Linked DNA regions of Mus musculus: region 2 is linked to region 1. Evidence: chromatin contacts called from ENCODE Hi-C or POLR2A ChIA-PET data. All regions are on one chromosome and are shown on one strand. The core of a region is the stretch at or near the end of the contact, and the rest is flanking DNA. Distances in the headings are between cores, read along the strand shown.

What was found. Hi-C counts contacts between places; a loop is a spot of excess contacts on that map. ChIA-PET counts read pairs that join two places held with the same protein, here RNA polymerase II (POLR2A).
Region 2: a loop to region 1 is called in a map of heart, with 7 times the contacts of the local background. The contact joins the promoter of Galnt18 here to the enhancer-like site in region 1. A Hi-C loop is called at or near these places in 13 of 37 maps with a recorded cell type or tissue (gastrocnemius, heart and left cerebral cortex). POLR2A ChIA-PET finds 5 or more read pairs at or near these places in 1 of 5 experiments (Patski).

What each region holds. Positions count from the first base shown.
Region 1 is chr7:111,181,005-111,186,608 of GRCm38, forward strand. No RefSeq gene overlaps it. Among named protein-coding and RNA genes, the nearest start is that of Gm33098, 27 kb to the right of the region's middle. Within about 2 kb of position 2,692, at least 1 of the 3 ENCODE cell types and tissues checked has a DNase peak (open chromatin) inside an H3K27ac peak, as active enhancers do; it is heart, where a contact is called at or near this core.
Region 2 is chr7:111,777,539-111,783,142 of GRCm38, forward strand. Galnt18 (polypeptide N-acetylgalactosaminyltransferase 18) reads right to left here and starts at 2,439. Exons shown (of 11, transcript NM_001360903.1): 1 at 1,775-2,439. The coding sequence starts at 2,009.

The sequences.
Region 1 (5,604 bases), core at 1,442-3,941:
CATAGACTTGTCCTAGTTTAGGCCTTCTGGTGGTCAGCTGGATGGATGGCAATAAACAGCTTTATCAGTGTGCAGCCTTTAATTTGACCCTTCTATATCACCTTGGCCAAAGGACACTCCCTCTGGGACACCTTCCCTGATGGCACAGGTCTGTCCCTACTGTAGCTGACCATTGCACTATTCTTACACTGAGAAAACCTGGAAAGCCGTCACAGTTGGTGGCTCACGAGCCTTATTTCTCCCTGTGCCTACTCCTTATACAAAAAGACATGGACTGGAGAGCAGGGGGAGGGAGCGATTTTAATTCACAGTGTGGCCAACACAGGGTCATCGAAAAGGCTTCTGCACCAAGTGCCGCCCGACTCTCCGGAGGGTGACTCTGGGAGAACCCTCATGTGGGTCTGGCTTTTTCTTCCCTGTTTTATTTTGCTCCTTAGGGTCCACTCAGAGTCAGGTGATTCCTAAAGAAACTTTCTGGGCAGAGTTACCTCAGTCAGATCCCTCATGATGCTCCAGTGTGTATGAGAATTTGTATGTGTATACATGTATGTAGATATGTGGATGTATGTGTGTATAAATGTGTGTATTCATGTATGTGTAAACAATGTATGTGTAGTACATATGTACGTGCATGTGTTTGCATGTGTATGTGTGTGAGATGTCTTGGTTAACTTGATTCTCAGTGCCTTGGTTTTGAGGAGGCAGTGAGGAAGCTGGTCTCTCCTGTAGCTGGGAGGAGCGATAGGCACAAATAGCTCATGGTTCTGGCAAGAAGAGGCAAAAGGGCCTGCTTGAAATCTTACTTGTACTGTAAGCTTCTAGACCTACCTGTCTGACCTGCCTTATTTGATTTTTTCAGCTTTCAGCCAGCTCGTAGGCGTGTGTGGCTCCAGGGATCCCTTCCTGTCCAGGAATCCTGTCCTGAAGGGGTGCCTGTGTCAGGGCTGTGGTCAGGCGCTGTGCTAGGCACATTTCCTCAGACACTGTCTCCTTCAGCTCTTAGCAACCTTGGAAATAGTTTCACCGCCTCCATCCACTAGACAGAAATGGAGAATGGGATTCAGGGAAGTTCAGACCCCACAGTCCATGAGCAGCACGGCCATGGCTTAACCTGTCTGTACCACTTGGTGATGGTGCTCTAAGTCACCACGCCGCTCCAGTGGTTCAATGCCCCACTTGCCACTTGAGAACACTAGAATTTACCAAGCACTGACCAGCTCTGGGGAGAGTGGTGGTGAAAGCCTTGACTGAGGGTGGAACATGCTGAGGGTCAGATGCCACCGGAAAGGAAGGCACATTCCATGTGTGTGGTTGCAATCGTCAGCGAACATTGAAGGAAAGGATTAGAAATAAAAATGGTGGTGTTAGATAGTTAAGTGTCAATGTTAGCTTTTCCTCTTGATGTATCCCTAATGTCATAGTATTTACACTACTACAGAAAGGTCTCAGGCTTAATGTCATACTAGTTGTGGCCACATGGTGTCCCTCCAACTCAGTCTAAATCTTTCAGACAGCTGACTCCCTGCAGTCTCCAAGGCAGAACTTTATAGAGCAGAGGCTGCCCTCAACCCTTGAACTGGCTCTGGCTCTGGTGGTCTCTAGCCAGAGAAAGGAAAAGGGACAGACAAGTTTTCTCAGACCAGAGTGGGGCGGTGGCTTGTTTGTTACTAAGAGTCTCAAGAGACAGTTTTGATGTTGAAGGTTCACTGTGAAAGGGACATTAGTGATGGCTCTCTGAAGGAGGGGGCCGGCAGGACTGCAGCTTCCTTGGGTAGTGGGACTGGATCTGTGGGTGAAGGTTGGCAAGGAGGCTGGAGTGGGAGCCAAGGAAAGAGTAAGGACTGTGATGGTATGGGAAGGAGACATGGTGGGTTTGTATGTAGACAAAGCCCACACACCATAAGAAGGTAGATTCATTGACTTAGGTAACTCCCTCTCTCCCATGTATCACTACATTTTCTTGCCAGTCTGGACCCAAGCTGTAGTGTCTCTGAAGATGCTGATGTTCCTGGCTTGGGGAATTTGGAATATAAAGGAATTCCTGTCTTCACACGATCTGCCATTGTTTCCTCGATGATGCTGATGATGATGGTGATGGTGATGGTGATGATGATGATGAAGGCAGGGTCTCCTGTACATACCCAGGCTGGCCTCTAATATCCTATGTAGCCAAAGATGATATTGATGTTCTGATTCTCCTGCTCCACTCCCTGAGTGCTGGGATTACCCGTGTGCCAGCACACCAGTTTATTCAGTGCAGGGGATTGAACCCAGGGCTTTCTGCGTGCAGGTCAGCAGTTTTCCAGCTGAGCTATGTTCCCAACTCCTCTTCTCTCTGTTTAAAGTCCCATGCCAGAACCCAAGTCTTCTCCTCTTGGTGCACCAGGACCCTGGCTCAGCCAAGCGTTGTTTTCAGAACCTTTGGAACATGTGTTTCAAGGCTGAGTTGTAATAGTGAGTGACCATGGGGAAACAGCAGGCTCCTAATGATTTGGTCCGTAGGGATCGACGTTGCCATGATTCCTGTGCTTGGTTTCCTTGGGTTCTCCTGGGTCCCAAGTTTGGTATCCCAGCTTTTCTTTGGTCTCCCAGTGACAGCAAATTTCAGGCTATTCTTAGCTAGAGTCACTACCGTTACTTGCAGTGAGATCCCTGACTCAGGCTCTCTCATTAGAGCAGCCTGGAGGAAACTGGCTCAAGTCAGGTCACACTTGACTGACAGCTGAGCTCTGGAACCAGAGTCTCTGCCTCCCAGAGAAGGGCTCTGCTGTTGTGTGTATAGTCTGTACTGGATATACAGCAAGCTCTCCTCCTCGCTTGGAATAGCCTTTTGAGGATCAGTGCATCAGATCCCCTGAAGCATGGGAGCACACATAATACATAAAGAAAGCTCTGTAGTATTCCCCATCCGCAGTCTAAAACGCTGAAACACTACACGCCCACGACTAACATTTCTCCTAAAAAAAGAAAGCTTTTAGCCCTCTCTACAATTGTAGGTAGTTTTAAAAACGGCATAAGAACTCATATTGTCTTTAGATATATATTGTCAGTTTCCTCTCATTTCAGAAGTTCTGAACTCGCTGGAATGGACTGTGATTTCCTACAGAAATAAGCTCTTGAATTCAAGTAGGTTTCCCCACTCTCCCTTGAAGCCTCCTCCAGTTTTCCTAGGCTGAGGGGGAAGAGGAGGATGGAGGGCTGTAGCCTGCAGCCCTGGGCAGGGAGCTGGCTTTCCTCCTTTATGAAGTGCCGAGCTTCTGGCTCCCTGTGGACATCAGAGTGCCAGAGACAATGGTTCCATCTTAGCAACAGCAGTTACTTTGAGTTTTACCTTTTGCGCCTAGTTTCTTAAGACTATCACAGCAATGAACATAAATGCTACATTATAAAACAACACACGTTTATTAACTTTGAAATGTTTTATGAGGCTGAAGTCAAAGGCTGTGTTCACTCAGGAGGCTCCAGAGAGAATATCATCTTTGTCCCCCCCCCCCTACTGCCCAGTTGTGAGTTTATTTTTAGTTATGTGATTGTGTATGTGAAGGTATGTGCACATAGGTTTTATTTTTTTAATTATGTGCTGTGCTGTGTATGTGTGAAGGTATGTGGTTATGCACACATGAATGCAAGTATCTGTGGCAGCCAGAAGAGGAAATTGGATCCCCTAAAGCTGGAGCAACAGCTAGCTGTGGGTCACTTGATGTGGGTGTTACAAACCAAACTCAGGTCCTCTGCAAGAGCAGTGCCTGCTCTTAACTTCTGAACCAACTCTCCAGCCCTTCCTTTTCATAAAAAAAGTTTTTGCGTAGTTATATGATCTGAAAAACGGTTTATTTATCAGAGATTAGACTATAACTCATTATTCTATGTTAGATCAAAGTGTGAGCATACAATCAGTTTCATAATGTTCTGTTGACAAGATGTGGCCAAATTTATCCAGGCCTTTGCCTAGTTTTGGAAATTTATTCTGATTTTCTAACCAATAGCTGTGGTAAATACTTTTGCATACACGGAGTTTTGCATTTGTTTTTATGGTCCCCCCCCCCCTTCCCCTCTCCCACTTGGGATGAATTTGCAGATGTGGAGTTAGTGGACCGAAGATTTTTATACAAAATGCTTTCTAGAGAGGTTCTATCAATTTTAAAAACACCAGATTCTGAAGATTAGGAGATGGGCACCTATGGGGGATTCATTAATTTGTCTCCTGCTGCCCATCTGTGAAGTGAGAATGGGAGTCAGGGCTTTACTGGCAGTTGAGAAATGAGAAAAAATACGCAAGTCTCCAAGGAAGGCTTGTCAAACAGTAGAGACCTGCACAGCTGCTGTTGCTCTCGTGAGCTGGGGGATACCTGGGTGGGTGGCCTGCAAAGAGGGACTCCTGCTGACTCTGTGTCACACACACACACACACACACACACACACACACACACACACGTATGAAAGTGCCCTTGGGGGCTGGAAGAGGGCATCAGATGGCCAAGAGCTGGAGTTACGTGTAGCTCTAAGCCTGGGAATGGAACCTGGAAAGAACAGTAGGGCTGAGTTATCTCTTCAGCCTCGGAGCACAGCTTTCTGAGCAGCAGATCCTCTCCTTCAGAAACGTTTAGAACTGGGGTTCCCACCTTCACTGTGTCTCGGATTCATCCTGACTATTCTATTCCATAGGGTGTGTGTGTGTTGGGGCGGGGGGAGCCACAGGATCCAGAAGTGGTCTTAGCACATTCCTGCCTGCAGGTCTGGTAGGAGGCTAAGTGTATCAGCTTAGCAATTCACTCCTGGAGTTTTATCTAGAAGTCAAGAGGATATTAGGTCTGATTCAGAGGTTGGTAGTAAATTGTTATCAAAGAGCACGCTAAAGATAGCCCCCAACAGTTTTGGTTCTTGACCTACAACATTTTCTCTCTCCACAATCAGGATGGTTTGCTTGGCCGAGGTCAAAGGGGTTTTGTAGCAGAAAACTTCAGTTCCTCTAATCTTGGTAAGTACAAGGACCCAAATGTGCATGGCCAAAAAAGTAAAAGAAAAAAAAAAAAAAAAAAGACTTTCCACGGCAGCAGATCAGGTGACCACAGGAGTTATTTCTAAAGCAGTGCCTGCCTTCCCTGAACAAAGGAAGCATGTGGACTTTATTCAGGGAGCGCATGCGCATTCTCCTGGTCTGGGTACGGTCTGAGCATGCTCAGGTGCGAAGTGTATTTTCCAAGTACTCTGTTTAAGGTCATAGTTCAAGAAGGAAAGAGGGTGGAAACATTCTTTGGGTATACTCAGCTCAAAGTCATTGAGCGCAGGTTCACAAGGTTAAAATCGCAGGTGGGATGCCTATGGGCATGTTCAGCTTGCATCATAAAGAGAACAGAAAGGAACATCTTTAGTCATGCTTGGTTTTCCCCAAAAGGTTTTAGCTGTAGCAGAAGGAAAGGGTACTTTGGAAGTGAATTCATATGGGAGATGGTCCAAAAGGCACCTGCTTCAGCAAGTAGCTAACCATTCTGATGCTGCAGAGGTAAACTATTCACTTCTCCAGGCCAGTGTGTGGAAACCTGGGAACAGATGGAAGTCCCATGGAAAGCTGAGCAGGGTTATTGCAAAGGCAAGATGCAGTTT
Region 2 (5,604 bases), core at 1,189-3,688, 600 kb after region 1:
CCTGGTAGAAAAATTACAAGTGTTCTCTTTTATCCCCAACTTCCACGATGGTTTTTGTGTGGAGCCTTGTAAGTCATGTGGCATGGCCCACATTGAACATGAGAGGGCCTGCTCAGTGCTGAGCTCCTGAGTTCATGAAATCCTCGAAATGACTCCTGAAGCAGTCCCTTGCTTGCTTCTTTCCTGACTAGATAGAAAAGAACGGGAGAATCCTTTTGAACACATAGACACAGTGGATACATGACAGAAGATCTCTTAAAATCTGTGTGTACATTGGAGATGTCTGAGCAAGGTGCAGCCTTGAGTCCATCTCCCAGATCACATCAAGGGTGCACTTCTCTTGCTGACTAACGTTGAGTCTGACCCCAGGGATAGAAACCCAGTAAGAATGGCAGCAACAGGCACTATGGCACAGTTTGGTCTGTCAGGCTCAATGCAGGGATGAGACAGAGGTGGGTCTGAAGTAAGAGCTTCCAAAGGTCCCTCTTCTAGGGGCCCTCAAAGTCAAGTGCTTGCTTTGTCTGTGTCACCTTTCTGCCCTCAGCGGAACCTCCCCAGGGAAGGAGTCGATCTGGCCATGTGGGAAGCACACCAATTCAGAGTAGTCCTGAGTAAACAGAGCAGGCAGCCTGTAGCTCAGATGGCCTGCCAGGTTTACAGGTAAACTCGCTGGGCCCTATAGGTCAGAAGCCTCCCTGTCTAAGAAAGCAGGGGACACCTGGGGTGGACAGGGAGAATCCAGATTGCTATCACCTGTGAGCACACCTTACTCTAGGAGCCCCGAGCTCCATCCCTTCCCTCTGATACTCACACTGCCCGGGTCACAGCAGGAGACTTCTCTATATCCTACTGTCTCTTTGGACCCAGTCTGGAGACACCCACCCACTGCAGCCTTGGATTTCAGACCCAGCTCCTGTGGGTTTGTCTGCTCTGCTGTGGCTGCTTCCTGCTTCCGCAACTGAGGTAACTGTCCTGGCAGATTGGCCTTGCTAGAACCCGGAAGGCTCTGAAGTAAAGCCGCAGCCCAGCGTGGGTTTTCTCCATCCGAAACAGAAGAAACACCACCACAGTGGACTAAGCTGCTTCTTGGGTTTGACACCTGCTCCTTAGGGGAGGATCCTGGATAGGCAGGTGTGCTCTAGGTGGGGACAGTTTTCTACTTAAGATGCCCCCTGCAGTCCCAGTCCTACTGAGACTGACTGAGGCTGGAGCCAATACTGGGCCGATGTAATTTTCTACTCCGCATTTGTCTTGAAGCTTGCTGCTCCTTAAAACCCACAGTTAGAGTCATACAAGGCATTTCTCTTGTCCCTTACAAGCCCGGCAAATAAGCTCTTTTGCCCTCACATTCTCTCTTGGAAGCACAAACATCCAGTCAGACACACTCCCGGACTAGTGTGAGATCCTGCGATCCTGGAAAGGAGCACCCTGGAATCATACGCACGTTTGGACACGTGCACATCGCGTCCCCATACTGACAGCAAGCTACACACACACACACACAGACACACACACACACACACACACACACACACACACACACACACACACACCACCTGTGCACACGCGTACACAGGGAAGACTCACAGGGCGGCAGACACAAAAGATCCAGGACACCAGTCCTTGCAATCCCTCCAACCACGTAGCTGCCAACCTATAGCCCTCCCTGCAATCGCTGGTCTCCTACGCATTGGCCCCAGCGCATCCCACAAGCAGAACACACTGGGCACTCCCGGGCCTCGCGCCTGGCTCAAGTTTCTCAGGACGCCTGTACCTTGGATATGCTGTTTGATGACATTCTCCAAGTGGTCCAGCCGCTCGATAATTTTCAGGGTGTCCCCTTTATCTTCCTCCAGCTTCTTGTCGGGCACTGGCTCCTGCCCCCGCACATACACGCTGGCGATGTAGTTGGTGACCCAGCCCACGTACAGCAGGCATATGATGTTGGTCATGCCGCTTAGGATCACGCAAGTGGACACCAAAGTTTTGGTCTTCCTGGTACACACCATTCTGGGGTCCTTCCTCCATATAGAGCACCCGGGGCCCCTCCTCGCTGTACACCCCAAACTCCCCCGCGCTCAACCCCCTTGGCACGTCTGGGGTCTCTGGGTGCGCCAGCACCTAAGTCTCTCCAAAGGCGGGTCTCCTGGCAGTGTGAGCTGCGGCGCACAACTTTGCAGCTCCGGCCGCTGGCCACCCTGAGAAAGAGCTCCACAAAGAAAACGAGGTGGGTCTAGATTTTTGTTTTGGGCTTTTCCCCCGCAAATTCAAAATCCCCGAGCTTTTCCCTAGGCGGTCACGGGTGGCCGGCAGTGGCGAGACGAGACCTGCAGGGCTGGGAAACTTTGTCACTGCCAGGGCCCAGCCGCGTTGCTTTCCATCTCCAGTGCTGGCTGCCTGGGAGATGCCACCAGCCCTCCGCTCGCCGCTCAGGAGAACCGCGGCTGTGGCTGCGACCAGAGGAGCGAAGCAGAGCGGCCCGGCCCCCTCCGAGCGACAAGCGCCGCCACCAATCGCGCTCTGGCTCTGGAAAAGGGTCGGGACTGGGCGGCTGCGGACCAACGAGGAGGGGCCAGGGGGCGGAGCCCCGCCCCGCGCCCCACCTGCTGGCAGCAGGCTCCGGTCCGGACACAGCTGAGTCTCCCGCGCCCTCGGGCCACCCTAGGGCCTGCAGATCAGGAACCTCCAGTCCCCGCCCAGGCCGGCAGATTCCACCTCTAGAGTAATTCCCCGCTCGCGCTCCCGCTAAGAAGCCCAAGCTTTGGGGACCAAGATGCTCCTATACCCTCACCTTCCCCAACTGAGGGCATTCTGCTTTTCCACCTGAAAAAACGGACTCCTCGCCTCCATCTCCTTTTTGATAATGGAGACTCAAACCATACAAGTGGCTAGGCCTCATAATGTCCACACCTTATGCTTCTTGAGCCTTTACTCTGCCTCTCTCTGTTGGTCTCCCGGGTGTCACCAAATGCCTTCCGGAAATCTCTAGGAGAGGCATAGTGAATAGTGAGGGTGTCTCTGCAATCGTTGGTCACATCTATGCACTATGCAGCTCCCTGGACGAATTCATGCTCTGGGAGCCGTTACTGCTTATGGATATCACTACACCCCACGTCTAAGGAAGCCTTATACGCAGTATTGGGACAAGAGGATGCAATTCTCCATGACTTGTATAATTCCCACACATTCAGTGTTCATGGCTATCAAGTGGTCGACAGAGCCTTTCTGGAGAGAGGATGTAGAAACACACACACACACACACACACACACAGAGAGAGAGAGAGAGAGAGAGAGGCTCCTGGGTTTGATGCTCCTGTATGTGTTAGTTACATGAGCTTGAGCAAGGGTCAGAACACCATAAGAGACATTTCCCCCATCTATCAAATATCAACAATACCTTCCTGCTTATAAGTATTAAATGAGAGGATATACCAAAAGGGCTTAGGACAGGACACACAGTGGGTGCCCAGGCTCCTGTGGTTATCATTCCAGGATGCAGTTCCTCCCTTCCCGGGTCCAAGAACACCACCTGGCTGCTCAGCAAACCTTGATTTTTCTATTGACCACTCTCAGCTCTTCTCCCCTACTGGAAGCTACAGAGTCTAAGGCTGTGGGCAGCAAGAAGGAGCTTGTCCTCTAGCTGGCTTGGTTCCACCTCATTGGCTTTCTGCTTGAATGTCTTTCTTTACCATCAGCAATTCAGCCACAGGGGCTGATAGAAGGAATGCTGCTGGGCCTGATTGCCCCACATACCCTCAGATTCCAACTCAAGATCCCCAAAACCTTGGTTAGAAACAGGGGCATGGGAGGGGTTTGTGTAGGCATTTACTCACCACCCTCTGCAGAATTACAAGGTCAAAGGCCCCAGTATCTCTGCAAGCTCCCTTTATAAATGGTTCTTGAACATAGATTCTTATCTTTGGCCCTCAGTTCAATTGTATTCAACTCAACAGGAACTCAGCAAGTTCCTGACATTTTGTCTAAATGACCAGTTGCCTGGGACACTTGCCCAGTTTGCTCTAGACCTATGGCTGCGGTGTAGGCTTCAGTCTCATCGGGGGCCTCTTTTCTAAGCATGGAGAGCTGTTCAGTCCAAGGAGGTTCTCGACTTTCCACTTATGTCACTCGTCTAACCCCAAGCGTCTTCCCACTTTGCCATTTAATAAGTCCTGCCGGGAGCTTCACTATCAGGCCCCTTGATGTGCATCAGAACTGAAAAATTCCTCAGATAGTCGATGTGAGCCAACTGATGCCAAGTGGTCCTTGAAACTTATTCTGAGAATCTGAAGCTACTGTCTCCTTCCACTCCTACCACGAGAGGTGACATGAGGACTGAAAGTCCTGGTGGCTTTGTCCTGTATAAACTGAATGTTGTACACTGAAGAAGCTACTGTCCCCTTGATGTGACTTGAGAGCAGTCTTTGGTGGGGAAGGGAGGGGTATTTTGTTTTCTGAGACAGACTCTCACTATGTAGCTCCGACTAAGCTAGAACTCTCTATGTAAACAAGTAGACAAGTCTGGACTTGATCCTATAAAGACCCACCTGCCTCTGCCTCTGTAGTAGGATTAAAGACACTTCCTGCTATGACTCACCTTTTATAGAGGTTCTTATCCTCATGTCCAGAGACACCGCTATGCCATCAATGCTAAGCCTTCTTCAAAGTGTCTTTGGTATCACCATTAAGAAAAGTGAATCTTCGTTTGGCCATCAATCCCTTACATTCTCGGCAGGAATAGACTCCTCAGAGAGAACTGACAGTGGCCACATGTGTCCACCAGATGGCAGCACTGTGTAAAGCCATGGGGCCAGAAGTGCCAAGAGAACTTGGGGGCTTAACAGGAAAAATAAACCCTGGTAGTGGAAGGCTTTAGTCTTGGTCTGGCATTATGGGAAGTAGGGTGGCAGGCACTCAAGGGAATGGAGACTGGTGGGTTGCAAAGCAAAAGTGGATAATCCATTCAGAAACAAAAGTCGTAGACGCCCAAGATTTGATGTTAGGAAGCCACAGCCCAAAAATGTAATTGACAGAAAAAGCATTCTGCTGAGAAAGGTTTATTTGGTGCCTCCCTTGTGCCAGGGTTAAGATTTGGACTAGGGAGCCAGGCAAATGCTCTCATTTACTAGCTGTGGAGTCTTGGGCAAGCTAACTAACTACTTGGTGCCTCAAGTCCTTCCATCTGCAAATGGGATAATAGTAACGTTACCTACATCATGGAGATATTATGAAACTTTAATTTGTATGAGGGGCACTGATGGCATTATCTAAGTATTGATTGTTACTACTCTCTCTGAGTATCCAAATGTCTGGAAGATAAATGAGAGGAAAAAATGACAATCTCTTAGAGGCAGCTTTCCTCTGAGAACAGAGGGTCCAGAAGTTACACACAAAGGACCCTTTCTTCCCTCCACCATCACCTTCCCAACAGAGCTGGTGTAACTAAACTCCTCAATGTACTCAAGTGCAGATTCTGCAGGAACCCTGCAACTAGGTCCGTCTGCCTCACATCTGTCGCTTAGTAATCCACTTCGGGTCATGTGACAGTAGCCTCTGCGCACAGGTACTCAGAGAGACTCATAGACCACATTCCCTTAATGGAGTGGA